Regions from separate parts of the Mus musculus genome. Here region 2 is linked to region 1. Evidence: chromatin loops called from intact Hi-C (ENCODE). Cell type or tissue: heart. All regions are shown on one strand. Each heading gives the region's core, and the rest is flanking DNA. Links, peaks and the distances in the headings are about the cores only.

Evidence for each region. Peaks named below come from ENCODE experiments on the same cell type or tissue, not always from the same donor. Only the 100,000 strongest peaks of a DNase experiment are listed, where the experiment ranks them.
Region 2: it touches region 1 in a loop (2.2-fold over the local background); 3 of 42 quality-filtered maps call a loop at or near these places.

Annotation. Positions count from the first base shown.
Region 1 is chr4:32,284,376-32,292,649 of GRCm38, reverse strand. It overlaps a transcript of Bach2 not described here. Among named protein-coding and RNA genes, the nearest start is that of n-TGccc3, 58 kb to the right of the region's middle. In heart, for the core only: no CTCF peak of the experiment used is centred there; a DNase peak (open chromatin) is centred at 4,169; H3K4me3 peaks cover 373 bases; H3K27ac peaks cover 2,002 bases.
Region 2 is chr4:32,348,440-32,356,713 of GRCm38, reverse strand. It overlaps a transcript of Bach2 not described here. Among named protein-coding and RNA genes, the nearest start is that of Bach2, 65 kb to the left of the region's middle. In heart, for the core only: no CTCF peak of the experiment used is centred there; DNase peaks (open chromatin) are centred at 3,703, 4,673 and 5,253; H3K4me3 peaks cover 777 bases; H3K27ac peaks cover 2,387 bases.

The sequences.
Region 1 (8,274 bases), core at 2,436-6,435:
AGACACTTTTCTTCCTTTCTGCTGTCTGTTTAACAGGCAGCATCTCTGGACCCAAATGAAATCATTTTGCAGTGACTCATTCAGGCTACTATTCAGCTAAGCCTCAACTGCTTTTGCTGACTGCTGATCCAGTCTGTCTCACGTTGGTCCGAAGGATGGGAAACTATATGCTCATGAAGAACATTCGATTCAATTCACATAGCAATGTGAAAGTCTCATGTTCGTTCTGATCACCTGTTGAATTTATGAGGTGAGACCCGCACCAGAGTCCTTTCTGTGTCTCCCCAGCCTGTCCCAGAGAGCGCTGGTGGGTTTCCATCTGCATGTACTTACAGACACCACCTCTAGTAAAAATCCCCTAGGTCGACTGGCCTGAAAATATATATAGTTAGGTTTAAATTTGCGTATCTCAATGCCTATGTGACCATGGGCCAGTTTCAAGTATTAAATCTGAAATTTGGAATGACAAAGAGAACGCTTTGGAAGAGTTTGTGTGATTAATTAACGCTTGTACAGTCCTTACCAAATACCTGGTATTCCACAGGCAACACTCACTACACCAGCAGTTGTTGTAACCACTGTCAGCATAAACATAGTGGTTTAAAAACTATTTAAAAACAGTGGTGGTCAGTGTAGCTTATTGTCTTTAGAGTCCCCACTCCGTCCACAGGCTCACATGATGTCCCTTCAGTCCCTGGTGATGAGACAGTAGTACTGTAACGGCGTGTGCCAGGCACAGGACACAGCTCGCTTCACCCAGTATTCATGCTCTCAGAAACTGAGGGTTGAAGTTGTTTTTTTTTTAATTTTCCTTAAGCCCAGACATGCATTCTACGTGCGTTCCCTGGGCCTACAGTGAGAAGCGACAGGATGAGGAGAGTCCCACTCCTCGTCTCCTTATCTCCACCTTCATCAGCCACAGATGCCTGCACCAGGGTACTCTGGGCTGTGCAGATTGGGCAGCTGGTGATGTAGTTCAGTTTCCTGGAAATACAGGCAGCAATTTCCTGTGGCTTCCTCTGTTTTTGATGTAGAGATGAACACATGTAAAGACTAAACACATCAAGGGTCAGAGCTTCAGTCACTGATTCCAGGAATGCTGAAAAAACACTGTAATGTCTTCATAAACAGATCAAGAGCAAAGTCTAGGCTGTCTTCCATGCAGCACGCCCCCTGAGAGTCCATACAGTAAGACTGAGAGGTGACAGTGAGCACGAAGACATGCCATGTCTAGAGTCTGCTGCCTCAACTGATGAACACTGATGAAGAGACACTTCCTGGAAGGGCAGAGCTCTGCACGAAAACAGCTTGGAAAAGCTCTTGTCTGTTCACAGGACCTCAGTCAAGATTTCTCCAGAATCAGAGGCCAAGTCAAGAAAAAGGTTGCTTTTTGAAGTGGAAAGCAATAAAAATGTCAAATGAATGAAGCTGGCCATACAATAGTCTAACAGTTTTGGAAGAAAGATAGCAAGGTACAGTTGATCGCTCACTGAAGGTGTCACTGTAGGTGTTGAGGACAAGCAGCAATGAGGGAAGCCATCTTGGCCAACAGTCCCATATCCTAATGCTAATGAGGTGGCCGAAGTACCATGCACGCTTGCATAAAGCTCATGTCTTTCATGGTAGACTCCGAATGGCTTTGGAAGCCAGTCTGACTTTTACCACTTACCAGCTAAGCCACCCTGGGCCAATGATCTCACCTTTTCTAAACCTCCACTGCCTGCTGTGATCTCTGTTTGCTCATCTCTGCCTTGCTTCCTTTGTGAAATGCTGCTCCTGTCCATCAAAGGGGACAACCATGGCTATAGCCAGCTGCCTGGCCCAATATCAAATATAACAAAGCACTAAGTGGTCTGCACTTTTCAATAGAAAAAGTCTTGGTTAGTACAGCTGCTGATTTATAGAAGTTGCTGTGATTAAACAAGTCACACCAAGACGATGCATGAGGCTGTGGGGAAGGCTCAGTGGATGAAGTTTATCCCAGGGCTTGCACACACTAAAGGCAGAGCGACAGTGAACTGCTGCAATCCCAGTCCTGGTAGCACGGACATAGAGGGCCTATTCCTGGCCAGCTAGGCTAAGCAAATCACCAAGTTCTGATCGCTGAGTGGAAAAGGCTGTCTGTGTCTTGAAGGGACTGGGGCTAAATGTTAAAGCTGGAGACTATGTGGCCAGGAGCCTAGGCAAAGCTATTCTCCCTTACCCAGGAACATCAGGGAGAGTGTTTTTAAGGCCTGGGAGGAGTTTAAAGTACAAAAAAGTGTTTCAAAGTTAAATATTCATTTCCTACTACATGCTGCTAGGACCAAATGTATCTAACAGGCTCAGAGACATCCTGGTTCTCTGACTTCTCTGTAAGCCACACAAAATTCCCCAGCTGTTGGGCCCAGGATAGTTTATTTCCTTAGACTCCCTCTATTTCCTGCCACTTTAGATACCTCACAGAATGGTTCCTTCTGGTTTTAACCAGATAAGTGCTGAGAGCTCGCTGTGACACCACTACTCTCGGTGAGCATGTTTTGTATTGCAAGAGCATCTAGCCATATCTATTGGGCTTGTAGCATGACAGAGCTTGAGAGAACAGAAATGTCTCCCAGAACAACCCCTCCAAACCACCGAATTACACCACAGTCCCTTCTTGCCAACTTTTCTGAATGAACCTGTTAGGAAATATCAAGATCTACCGTGTGTTCTGGCCACAAACCCTCTGACAAGGAAGAAGGCTATAGAGAAGGTTAAGTCCAGAGCAGAGCGCCATTGAGACAGAGACTGAAGGCTCTGAAAAAGGTGTGTGTTAGGGGCGTGGGGGTGTGGGGGTGTGTGGAATGATCACAGAATAAAGTGGAACACCCAACAAGGTCTTGCAGGGACAGCCAATGAGTCTGAATTTAAAAAGCAATTGGTCATGCATTAATACTTAATGGGCCTCATTACTGTTTAGACTAAATCAAAGCAATAGATATCTTCCTTAGTCAAATTTATTTATGCTAAGCACAAAATAATATTCCTTATAAATCTATGGAATTTTCATAAGTCTTAAATTCTTCCCAGGGAAATGTAGCTCCCTCTGTCAATTATCCATCTATCCACCCATCACAGGAACAAAAATTCAAGGAACTCCTTAAAGCATGCAAAGAAAAATTATGAAAAGACACACACCAGCCAGATACATTTCAGGAGTGGTTGCCATAGAAACTCGTCAGTAGGTTTCATTTTTAGAGTTGTGCCTTTTGATAAAATAGTAAGTTTCTTGGAGTATTACACACACACACACACACACACAAATAGCACAACTGCTGATGCCCAACTAAAATGCTTTACAACTACTTATTTAAACGAGTTCTCCTTTTAGGATGCCAATTATCTGTAAAGAAAACAATCCACCCTAATGAGCTGGCTGCCAAGGCTCACTCTTCCTCACTCCTAGGTATTTCATATTGAGTAGAAGCTGAAGTGCGGCTGGTGTAGGCATGAAGAGGTCAGGTACTTGTCAGGAACCTAAGAAAATAAGACCTGGTGTCGAGAGGCTCCTGACAGCTTTCAGCCACTGGTGCTAACATCTTCCAGGCTATCTGGACAACTGCTTGCTTGTTCAAAGGCTTTATTAGTTAGGTCTCCCTTTTCTATGACAAGGTGGCTCTCCATCACCTGTGAGAAATGATACTATGTTTCATCTTGGGGGAAGATACTGTAACACTGCCACTGTACAGAGCTCAGCCACTATCTCCTTTTCATTTGTATTAAACAACTGCTTGCTGTGGGTCTGAGTTCAGAAAGCACATACTGCACTTCCCGTTCTGAAAATTAAGGAAATTACACATTCTAACATAGAATCAGAACAGTAGTCACTAATTCAGACACTACTTTTCAAGTACAGGCAGCAGGTTAGTTATCACAATGCATTTTTTTTTCCTGATCAAAAGGCATCTGTGTTTGTAGATGAGGGCCAAAATAATCTTTGGATTACAATCAATAGACAATCATCGCATCTGACGTGTGCCAGGAGGGGCCTAACAATTGCTTAACCTGGCCTGTAAAGTATCTTTGAGTCATAAGCCTGGCAATCTCTGAAATGGGGGCTGCTGGGTTCCGTTTTCTATCAGCTGGGAACACCCTGGCTTCAGACCAAGAAGCCAGTCCTCTCTAAACAATAAAATCAGCAACCATCCTGACTTCCTAGACACACGAAGTAAATCACATTAGCAGCTGAGGAGAGGCGATGAACTTTCTGTTTGAAGGGCAACTAGCCAAGAAAACAAGGAAGGATCAACTGAAAATGTCACGGCAGAGCCTGAGCCAGGTGCTGGCTCTAGAATGACTGACAGGTCCCTGTGAAGAATCCAGGGAGCAGAGCTACCACTCTGAAGCAATACCGAGCTCCCTTTTCCCCTTAAAATGATACAAGTTTGTGTACACATATTTTAACAATTTCTGGCAAAGTGCACGTGTGTATCTATGGTTAGATATGACTAAGAAATTTTATCTGTATGACTAAGAGATGATGGTTATCTCTGGAAGGATCAAAGGTCGTGTTTGTTTTGATATTTTCCCTAGGCTCAGCACTGGCATTCATGATCTCTTACAGAAAGGAAGATAAGCGCACACACACACACACACACACACACACAGAGTTTTTTTTTTTTTTAAAAGGTCAACTATGGGATAAGAATTAGTCAAACAGTGGCACTAGGAAAACAATCAAAGCAGTCCCTGAGTGTCTGTGGGGACTCGTGAATGTCCAGTTCCAAGAAGGCTCAAACGCCTTATATAAAATGGCCCGACATCTGCATGTAACCCACAAATCCACCTGTGAACTTTAAATGCGCTGCAGAGTCCTCACAAGGCTAACATAATGTAAAAGCCACGTAAACAGCCATGCCATCCTGCCTAGGGAATGACAAGGAAAGCAGGGTCTGTGTATGCTCAGCACAGATCAGTTTTTCCCAAACATCTTCAAGTTCATTGTCTATATCAGGGGATGTGCAGCCCATCAGATACAAGCGGATGTGGCAGATCAAACCTCTATTTCATTCCTGGTGGGCAAAACAGTGACACAAACAGTACAGAAAAGGGAAAAAAAGAAAAAGAAACAGAGGAAGTATTTCCAAAATGCAACAGGAAATCTGAAAATAAGTATGAATGAATATTTTATACTGAGTTAAATATTTTTAAATTAATCTTATAGGTCACAAGTGTACATTAATTTTAAAAGTTCCTTATGTACTAATTATGGCTTAGGTCCAAATATAGTTTAATATAAGATATGTTGAAGTCAATCAAAGGATATTGTTTGGAGAATTCATTTCGCCTCACAAAAGAACCTGCAGTGGGTTGTAAAGCAATTCTACCCACAATGCCCTATGTTCCTCGTCTTAAAGAGGTAAACAAGTTGCACGAAGTTTTTTGAATTTTTAATTTTTAATTAACTTTATTACAAAAACTTGCAAATAAATATCACAGACCAAAAGGGACCAGAGCCAAGCTCTTTACATTCCCATGAACTTGGATACACTTAGGAAAGCATTCCGAAGCGGGAGAGCTTCGCGTTACATTTTACACTTTCACTAGGGACTAATTTCAATGCGAATTTTTAAAATATTTATGTGATAATTAACTTTTCAAGTGTTAAGAATACTTTGGTTGGCTTAGGACTAAATCCATACTGAATTAATATTTCTCTAACTACCTTGATATTTGATTGATTATATTAAGAAGAGAACACACAGACATTTGTTCCTTCTTTAGCCTCTCTATAATGTAGGAGATGCTTACAAGGCTCTTAAGCTAAAGAAGAGAAACCATAACTTCAAATATCCCAAAGTTTCATTACAGAGTGAGCAAGCACTGACTCCCGAAGACATGGTCTACGTTAGCCCCTCAGCAGGCAGACGCCCTCTTTGAGAAGTAGTCGGAATGATCGATCATCCACCACACTAGCTTTGCCTTGCAAGGTCTGTGCCCTTCTCTCCTGAATCACAGATATCTGCAGCCTAAAAGATGGAAGCCAAATGTCAGGACTGCCTTCTGCCAAACATACTTGAGAAGCCAGATGGCTAACCACTAAAATAATATACTATTTCCAAAGCCAAGAGTGTAATACATTTGAATCTTATCACTTCTCCATATAGAACTCCGTTTGGAACATTGAGACTTAACTAGATGAGCACACACTTCCCATATAATGTATATACGATAGGATAGTGTGTATACGATAACAATGAGATTACAACAGTGTATCATTTCAGCTACTGTTCTGTTGGGTTGGTGGCATTTAACACAGAAAAAAATGACCCAATCACTTCAGTAGCAACTTCTCCAAATAGCTGCATTTCCAATCGCCTCACTCAGGCAGGTGGGGGCAGTTTGGGAAAGGCAACCACAAACATTTATGCTAGCTTTGCTGTTAACAAGCAGGCTGGAGCCAGACTGTACCATAGCAATCTCCTCCTTCCCAAAGGATTTCATTTCCTCTCTATCAAAGAGAACCTCAAGATACATGAGATACAAGATACACAAAAAAATAAAATACTTAGCAAAGTGGCTACTAGTCCCAATGCCTGCTAGTGAAAGCAAATTAGGGTCTAGGCCTGGAGGTCAAGAGTGTGTGGTAGAGGTGGGATATGGCCAGGGAGAAGGGAGCCTACCAGGCATGTAGCAAGCAGTTCTAACTCACCACTCAAAATGTCTACCACAGGGAATTGCTAAACCTGGTGTTTGTTATTAGCTAATGATGAAATAAAATGTAGGTCAGGCAGAAAAATGTTAAACCGGAAACAAACATTCAGATGTTGCATGATGGAAGCTACCTTGGGTTTTTACTTTTTGGGGGGATGCTTTTTTATTATATATATATATATATATATATATATATATATATATATATATATATATATATATATATATATCACACATAAAATCTTACTTCTGTTTACTTTTAGTTTTTTTTTCCCCAAGTAGTTAGCCTTAATGTAAGTCTAGTTTTAGGCTTATATAAAAAAAATTGTTGGAAAGTTCCCTGTCTTCTGGCTCTCACATTTAAATAACACCTTGTGTGAGTATGATATATTTGTTATCATTAATGAGCTAGCATGCTCTTATTAACTATATTCTACAGGTAACATTGGGGTCTGTTTGCTGTGTTACATAGGTCTATATATTGCAAAGCTACAACGTGTGATTATATCACTACAGTATCATACTGAATTGCTTCATGGCCCTAGCCCTGTAGTCTACCCATGCTGAACTGGGTAAGAAGTGCTCAAACTGTCTTCCATACGGTCTGTGCCAACGACTTCTTCTTTTTAGTCCTTAATAATTCACAGAGGGACTGGGATGTAGCTCAGGACTGGCCTGTTTGCCTATTATGTGCCAAGCCCTTGGTGATTTCAAAGTACCATGAGCACCGCACAGTAAAAATGTATCAATTGGATCTAAACAAATAACCAGGAAACAGTTCCAGTAGGTTATCTGTGATCTGACTTTCAAAGTCTGAGTAGACATGTAATCTGCCTGAAACATTTAAGAGTCTTATGATCTTGTTGAACTGGGCATGAGGATTATCTATAAAATTCCCGAAAGTTCGGGCTGGAGAGGCAGGTCAGCAGCTAAGCGTGCTCACTGTTCTTGCAGTGTAGGGCCAGGGAGCCATGCGGGTGGGGGAGCAGGCCTGGAGCAAAAGTGGGATCCCAGAAACCTCATGCTGGTATGAGCAGGAATAGGATTGCTCCCTTGCTTCCCCTGCGCACTCGAGTAGCCCTGTGCCCTACCTTTGCCCCACCAGAGGAGATCTCTTAGCTGGTAGGTAACCAGGTTGAACCTCCTTTCCCCTTAATAAGGTTGTGTCCAACAGCAGGAATTCCTCTTCATGCAAATGAGGCATCCCCAGCACTCAGGCCTGAACCAATGATGTACACTCACCCCATATTCCCTACTCACCCCCCAAAGGTTTAAGTAGCTTTTGTTCCTCCCCGCTCCCCAGTAAAATGAGCTGTCTCACTGAAGATGTCTCCTGAGAATCTGTTCTCACTGCAGCCAGTGGTCTCTTAGTTCCCAGCCTGGCCACCTTGAACCCACAGGTTGTGAACTCAGGGGATTACACCTACTGGCAAGGAAGTAGAGCCTGAACAGCATTGCAGAAGATTAAGTTCTCAGCACCAATGTGGTGGTGGCTCACAATTGCCTGTATCTCAGGACTCACGGGATCCACTGCAGGTGCATACACTGACATGGTACATGTAAGTTCACTTAGGCACACATACATACCCATAAATGAAC
Region 2 (8,274 bases), core at 1,596-5,595, 65 kb before region 1:
CACACACACACACACACAGGCACACACACACGCAGGCACACACACAGAGACATGAAGTAGTAAAGTAGGGGGAGGACTTGCCCCAGAAAGAAGGGATGAAGGATGAGAGATAGGAAATTGTTAAACGGTAAGAAAAATTTAAATTAAAAGAAGGCCAGGGAAGGCAGACTGGGGACTGAGGACCATCAGTTGTCAATGTGTTGGGGGAGTGGTTAGGACGTCTAGCATCTCACCTCCCCAACACTGCTCAGAACAGACAGCAGGCAGTGGGGCACGGTTCCAAGCACAGGCATGATGCAGCACCCTGGAGACCTATCAAAGTACCACATACTCAGCAAGGAGACCAACCACCCTGGGCTGGCAGTTACAAGTTGGAAAGGATACGTCGGAGTAGTTGGAACACCTGGCCAAAGGCTTGCATTCGATGTGGACTTCCAGGCTAGCAGCCCTCCGATGTCTACTGCCCGTATGAGACCTAGATAGACCCAGCAGCTCTTCAGGAAGTTCTTTTGAACCCCAGGCTGGAGGCTGCTCCCAGGCAACTGCTCACAGTCCACTCGAGCACTTGGCTGATTTTCAGACCTGGGCTTTCTAAAGTTCTTATAGGCAGTGACTACACGTTTCGTTCATCTCTGAAGCCTTGTAAATGTTTATAAGCTGGCAGAGCTCTTTAAACGCTGGGCTGATTGAGTAAGCATTAGCACTGGATTTACTTAAGTTACAGTGTTCTCATAGATCAGATAGTGTGTTAATTGGATGAAGGTCTGAGAATAAAAGTGAAGGTTGAAAGAAATCAAGTTCCTACTTATTCCAAAAAACCAGAGACCAGAACTTGTAGCATTCGAATGGGTTTTATTTCCGAAGGAAGAGAGTCAAGAACCACCATGGTTTTCTGTGCTTAGACACCAGGCAAGGGAACTACCTATTCAAGATGGTCCCCATTCCTGTGCCTTTAGGGAGTCTTGTTCTAACCATGTCACATTAAATTTCTGTAATTGCAGCCAATCACTGGAATACACCTCAGGAATCTAAATACATCCAGTGTTCTGTTAGGAGACCTGGATCTTTAAAAATGACAAAGAAAATGATGATAGTCAACATAACAAAAACTGATGTAACGTTCATATTCTCCTAAGCCCCTGAGAAATTCTGTTGCTTCTCCTGAGTACAAGTCACAAGGCAGGAGACACTCTCCTCTGTCCCTACAGCCACCTAAGACGATGCTGATAAACTCAGACTTTAGCAGGATTCTCCAATGCGGATCCCCAGGGAACCATCTCGAGCAAGAGGGGCACAGGAAGACTTTCTCAGCGCCAAAATTCTCTACACAAAGAGCTGAGGCCTTTTCTGTGGCAGATCGTGGATGGACAGATGGACAGACCACAGCAGCCCTCTGTTTCCCTTCTGAGAAGGGTGGGACCAGTGGGTGGGTCTGCGTAGAGAGAACCAGGTAAGGGTGAGGAAGTGAAGTGTATACCCGAATTCCTGTAGTCAGCCTGCTTTGAAGCCTATCCACTAGCTTTAATTTCAATTTAGAGTCAACTGGGCCTCTGAAGGAGTCCACTCATCTTTTCATGATCAACTGGGTGGGCATTTGGTTTTAGAGATTTTGGAGCACAATTTTAAAAGGAAAACTTATAAAATGTTAAATGTCTTTTTGTTGTCCGTGTGTGCACATTTGCATGCATGGGTGCATGTGCAGGCGAGCTTGGATGCATGCAAGCACACACATGCTGAATCCAGAAGCTGATATTAACTGTCCTGTCTATTAATCTGCATCCCTAATAATGAAGCAGGGCCTCTCACTTGAACTTGGAGCTTGAGGACTGGGCTACCCAAGCAAGCCTGGTCACTCCAGGGATCCCTGTCTCTAGGATTAGAGCTGAGTTGCCATGACTGTTGGGTCTGCATGCAGCTGGGGCGCCGCATCCAGCTTTACACCCTCCCGCCAAGTGCCTTGCCCACTGAGACATCTTGTCAGCTCTGTGCATAAACTGAGAAAAGGTGGATATTCATCTTCTTAAAAAAAGGGGGGGGGCAGTGCATATAGCATCCTGTGAAATGCCCACGCCCACAAACGCTTATGTGCTCAGGACGTTCCAGAGATGAAGCTGTACAAGGCTGTACAAGATGGCTCATCTCCTAAAGGGCTGAAAAGAGATGAAGCTGTACAAGATGGCTCATCTCCTAAAGGGCTGAAAAGGGGCTTCAGAGCTTTCTTAAAACGGAAACATTTCCAAGATATACACATAGCTTCCATGTTCTAAGCCTAAAACACATAACACATTTCCTTCTTGAGACAGAACTGAAAATATCAGCTTAGGAGTCAATTAAATATTTAAAGAGATGCATATTTGGTCAGAGATGGAAACACAGATGCTGGGGACTGCAGAGGAAAAGATCTTGCTTGATCTTTATCCTGAAGTTTGTCCTTCCAAAAGCATCCCCAACGTCAACTCCTGTCTTGGGTCATTTGTCTCATCTTACGGAGGTAGAATGGAATTGCAGTACAGGGTGAAGTGTGTGTGTGTGTGTGTGTGTGTGTGTGTGTGTGTGTGTGATGGGGCAGGGTCTCAGGTAGCCGAGGTTGGCCTTGAAAATGACCATTGATAACTCTGTCTTTGTGTGTATCTGTCTGTTTCTTTCTGTACGTGTGTGTGTCTATATCTCTGTATGTATGTCTCCATGTGCATTCATGTGGTGCATAGGTGTGTGTGTGTGGTGAGGTAAGGTGTCAGGAAGTCAAGGTTGGCCATAAAAATGACCTTGGATAAGCCCCTTTCTGTCTTTGTGTGTGTCTGTCTCTCTGTACTTATGTGTGTGTCTGTGTTTGTCTATCTGTATGTATATGTCTGTCTGTGTCTCAGTGTGTGCTCTCTCTGTGTGCATGCACATGAGGTGCATCTGTGTGTGTGTTTGTGTGTGTCTCTCTGTACATATGTGTGTGTGTCTGTGTTTGTCTATCTGTATGTATATGTTTGTCTGTGTCTCAGTGTGTGCTCTCTCTGTGTGCATGCACATGAGGTGCATCTGTGTGTATGTGTGTGTCTCTCTGTGCATATGTGTGTGTATGTATGTGTCTGTGTTTGTCTAATCTCTCTGTTTGTATATGTCTCTGTGTGTATCAGTGTGTGCTCTCTCTGTGTTCATGCACATGAGGTGCATCTCTCTGTGTGTGTGCGTGTGTGTGTGTGTGCGTGTGTGATGGCCAGAGTTTAACAGTGTCATGTGCTGTCTTCACTGCTTGCCCTCTTTAATTTTCTTTTTAGAGACAGGGTTGCTCACTGAGTTAGCCAGACTGACTGGGCAGCAGGCCCCAGGGATCTCTCCCTTTCTCTGACCCTGACACAGGGCTTATAGGCTCATGTTACCATGCTTAGCTTTTAAGGATCTTGGAGACTTGAACTCAGCTCTTAGGCTTACATGGACAGCTAGCAACATGTAATTAAGCTACCTCCCTGGACCCAGACCTTGGCTCTCTGCCTCTCATTACAGGCATGTTCCACTCACACTGAGTTTGTTTGGTAATGGGATCAAATGATGAGCTTTGTCATGCTCAGACAGCACTGTACCACTGAGCTACATCCTTGTTCTCCAGTGCAACCTGTGGAGGAGGGTCCTGTTTAGATAAGCCTGGAATGAGCCAAAAGGAGAAGTTTCCTAGCAACGGCTTTCCTCTTTCCTGTGTGGCCACTCTCAAATGCTGCTCTGAGCAACCGCTAGCTCCTGCTGCAGTTCCTGAACTGGAGGCTCTGCGCACTTCTGGCCAGCACAGACTCAGCCAGCTTTCTCACTGGCCTTGCACTTACTCCGTGGTTGGGAAGGAGGGACATCTTTGGCTGGTTCACAACCCTGAGCACCAATGACTGAATTCCCCAATGCAGTCCTTGGTTTGGCTGAGGTAATCTCAAACACTCTCAAGGGAAAGGAATCAATATAATGTCTTGTAAGGGGCAGCTTGGCATGCACACCCTCCATCTGGATAATACAGGCATTAGAAAGTCCCTGTTCTTTGATCCTGGGAATCGTTTTCCAGGGGTGTAGCCCATGGAACTGCCGGATACTGGCTATCTAAACAAGCAGGCTGTGCGAGGAGTCTGACCAGACCTCCGACGAAAGGGGAAGAGCGGCAAGTCCTTAGAGGGCTGGCTTAAAAATATGGAAGGTCAAGTAAAAGCAAATTGTTTATTACAAAATTTAAATAATATTCTATACGACTTCCATAATATGTGAAGCAAACGGCAAATAATAAATTCAAAACTGTGTGTGGGTGTCCATGGGATGGAACACACATTACAGGTTCCCAAATAACGTGTAAATCTCTTAGAGTACCAGTAAGTACTTAACAGTGCCTGTGTTATAATACAAGTGCTCAATGGTGCTATTTGTTTGTTAGGTCATTTGACCCCAGACAATATAACTATTTATGGACTAATGACTTAGTCACTGTTGGACAAACACTTATACAGTAAAAAGCACTACTTTTATTTCCTTCTTAAATAACCTTGTAAAAACGTATTACGAGATCATCTCTGTATCTCTTAGTATTGCAGAACATCAGGCTGTGGCGTCAGCATAGACCCCACCACCCTCCCTTCCTGTTCTCACTTTAGCATTGAGATGAGGTCATCAAGAGAACGTGGTGCAGTTGAATGCTGATGTAGTAGGACCTGCTTCCGGCTAATACTGGCACAGGGCTCTACAGGCGTGTCCCCCACGATGGACAATGTATGCCGCCAACTCTGGAGCTGCCCTCGGACTTAACACGCTGTCCCAGAGCCCCTCGGCACACGGGTTGGGAAACACAGATAAATAACAAAACGAGTTAACAGTTGCTTTCTCGCAGACTATTGGTTAACTTAAAAAACAACAACAGAAAAGGTTTACAGAATCCTTTCCGAAGAAGCGTCTGTTGGTTTTTACAATTCAAACCCGAGACAGTGACTGGCAGCTTCCCAGAAACCCTTTGTCCTTACAGGAAGGTGGATATTTTGTTCCCCATCAAGTTCGCTCCCTGAAACAAAAATCTCAGGATAGACAGTAAGCAAGGAAACATCTTGGGTAATGCTTTCACTACTAAAAAAGCAAAACCCATAAAAAGCACAGTTCTCATGAATAAACCACCCACAACTCTTCCTGTTCAGAGTCCTGTCTGATCCTTACCCAGGTCAGATCAATGAAGTCACCAGTGCCGCTAACCCAGACATTCACCCTACTTCCTGCGGGGAGCCACTACCATTGTTCAACAATAAACTCTCTGTCCCCCTCCGACGTGCTGTACAGAGCACAGTTGTGCCCTCGTGGGAACTGAGCTATAAATGGCCCTTCGCTATTGGTCTGCAGAGCTGTGGTCGCCAGGTTAACGGTGGTCCTTTAGAAACGGTGCCTGCTGCTTGTCACCCCAGGACTCGCTGCTCCCTTTGTTCTCTGCTGCTTCCTTCTGACCTGTTTGTCAGTTTTTGTACTAAAGGAATGAATAGCCTATTATATCTTCACCAGTTGGGACTTTCAGAACCAATACAGTGAGTTGAGTATAACAGACAATTAGGCCCTTAGGGTATTTAGTGGTTGGTGAATATTTTGTTTGTCTCTGGGTTTGTGGAGGTTGAGGGGTAGAAATGAGTATTTTCCTATTTAATGCTAGCTTTTTAAACTCAAGGAATCTTTAATTTTGTTACCATAAAGTTGGTGTTTTACTGAAATTGATACTTTATTTAATTGGTGTGTGTGTGTGTGTGTGTGTGTGTGTGTGTGTGTGTGTGTTTGTGGGGTGTGGGGGGTGTAGTGTATGTACCTAAAGTCAATATCGGGTATCTTTTCTCAATCTCTTTACACCTTATTTCTGAGACAGGGTCTCTCACTGAACCTGAAGCGTTATCAATTTGGGTAGAGTGGCCTGTGAATGAACTTCAAGGACCTGCCTGTGTCTGCACCCTCGGGGGTAGATTAGACACATACCCACCACTTTTCCATGAGTTCTAGGTCTTCATGCTTGTGTGGCAAACATTTTACCCTCTGAGCCATCTTCTCAGTGTCTTATTGTGTTTTCAGTAGAGATGCCCAGAGATCTATAAAAACACTCACTGTTTCAATCTATTAACTTCTACAAATGGACATATTAATCTCTACTTTAAGTTAGAATTAATTACGGTGTAGTGATACAATGTTTACTTAACAGTTTGGATGCATCTTAATATAAGCAGAGCTCCAATCAGTCTTAGAGCTGTTCTTTAAAATATGAAAAAAATAACTCCCATCTTCCTGTGAGTGTTCGACTGCTCCCAGTTACATTCATCACACTTGCCAGAATTTTTATCTTGTTATCTGTCTATCTCCTTAACTAGGATTAAGCTCAACAAGGGTAGGCATCTGTAATTCATGATTTATCTGTTCCCCAAAACCTAAAGATAAAGAACTCCATCAGCATTTCTTGAAAAGCAAGTGAATGGGTGGGAGCTTTATTCTTAACGATTTTAGTTATATGCTACTTTTCTTTTAACTTTTGTATTTGGGTGTTTTGCCTGGATGTACGTCTGTATGACTGGCGGTCGGAAGAAGGCATTGGATCCCCCTGGGGTTAGAGTTATAAATACTTGTGAGTTGCCATGCAGGTGCTGGGAATCAGGTTCTGGTCCTCTGCAAGGACAAGTGTTCCTAACTCCTGGGCCAGCTCTCCAGCCCTTATAGATTTTTTTATAACACTGCTTCAGTGGATCAAAAACGAACACAAAGTCCTCTAAAAGTAAATATTAATAGTTATGAAAACCACTTTAAATGCCAGAAACCAATACTGTATCATATTTTAGAACTTTTCAGACTTGGGGACATCTGTGTGATCTTGGACATTTAACCATCCCTAATTGTAGAAATCCCAGACCCAAAATTCTCTAAAACTCGAAAATTTCTTAGTGGCCATACTGAAGCATCTCAGAGTTTTGATTTCTAGTCAAGGATGTGCTAGCTGTCCTTAAGTGAGAATCAGTCTCCTGTGCCATTAAGGCAATGTCACGGAACTAAAAAATAACCATGAAAAAGATCTAAGTCAGCCATTATCATTTCCCATTTGGATAGTTCAGCTCTGAAATCAGGAGGACTTCTACTGTCAGGATGTGGTATACGCACAAAGGGCCCTGAAAGACACCAGCGTGAGCTGGAGGCAAGGGATGGTTCAACTCTAAGATAATAACAACTGTCAGAAGGGACAAGAAAGCTAGAACACAGGGTTCAGTTAACCCTGAAGCAGGAGGCAGGAGCTAATGGCTATTGGGGGTGTGTTAGATAATCAACAAGGAGGTTGTGCTTTCAAAGAATGCTTAATGTCTACACGCAGGATACAAGCGCCAAAGCCAATAACTCTGAAGAGGAATCTACAGTGGGTAAGAAAAAATTTCCCCTGGACCATAAGCAAAGGCAAGCAATGGAAGGGGGAGGGGAGGGGGAAATTACCCTTAGAAAATTCCAGCTCATACTCACTCTACTTGAAATAAAAAATTATATATATAACTATGTATAAATATATATATATAACTATATGTATGTATATATAACTATATGTATCTATATCTATATCTATCTATCTATCTATCTATCTATCTATCTATCTATCTATCTATCTATATGTATATAACAATAGGAAGCTGAGGAGCATCTGGAAGAAGCAAATGGAATACATCTTCAGAATAATGAATTTTATCCAAGTTTCAAAGTGTTTTCATTCACAGAGATCCCAGAAATTCAGTTCACAATTAAAAAAAAAAACAACAAAACAAAGCAAAGCAGAATTCACACACCATACAAGAATCTAGGCCTACCCTGAATTAGAATGAGGCAGAGCAAACTGTAGACTCGGCTTCTCAGAGGCTGCAGGCATCAGACAGACTCAGTGCAGAGTGAAAAACACACAGGTTCAGAGAAAGAAAAGACTTCAAAAAAATTTTTTTAAAAACCACCAAATTATGATTAGTCATATTTTTAAAAAGCAAAATAAATCAAGGAAAAAATAGCAATTAATAAGAGGCTCAATGAGTGAGTTTGATACCAAATCAGATGCAGTTGAAGTAGAGCTGGTGGTATAGAAAGTATACACAAACCTGCAAGCAAACAGAGAAGAGACACACCATGAGAGAGAGAGAGGGAGGCTGGAGACAGAGAGCCAGCATGAGAGGTGATCTCTCCTCTAAGTTTCCAGACTCTCTAAATCTGGGAAGCCAAGTGGATACTAAATAAAAGAGGTCCTCACCAGACTACATAGCTGACTACTACTTAAGATGTCAC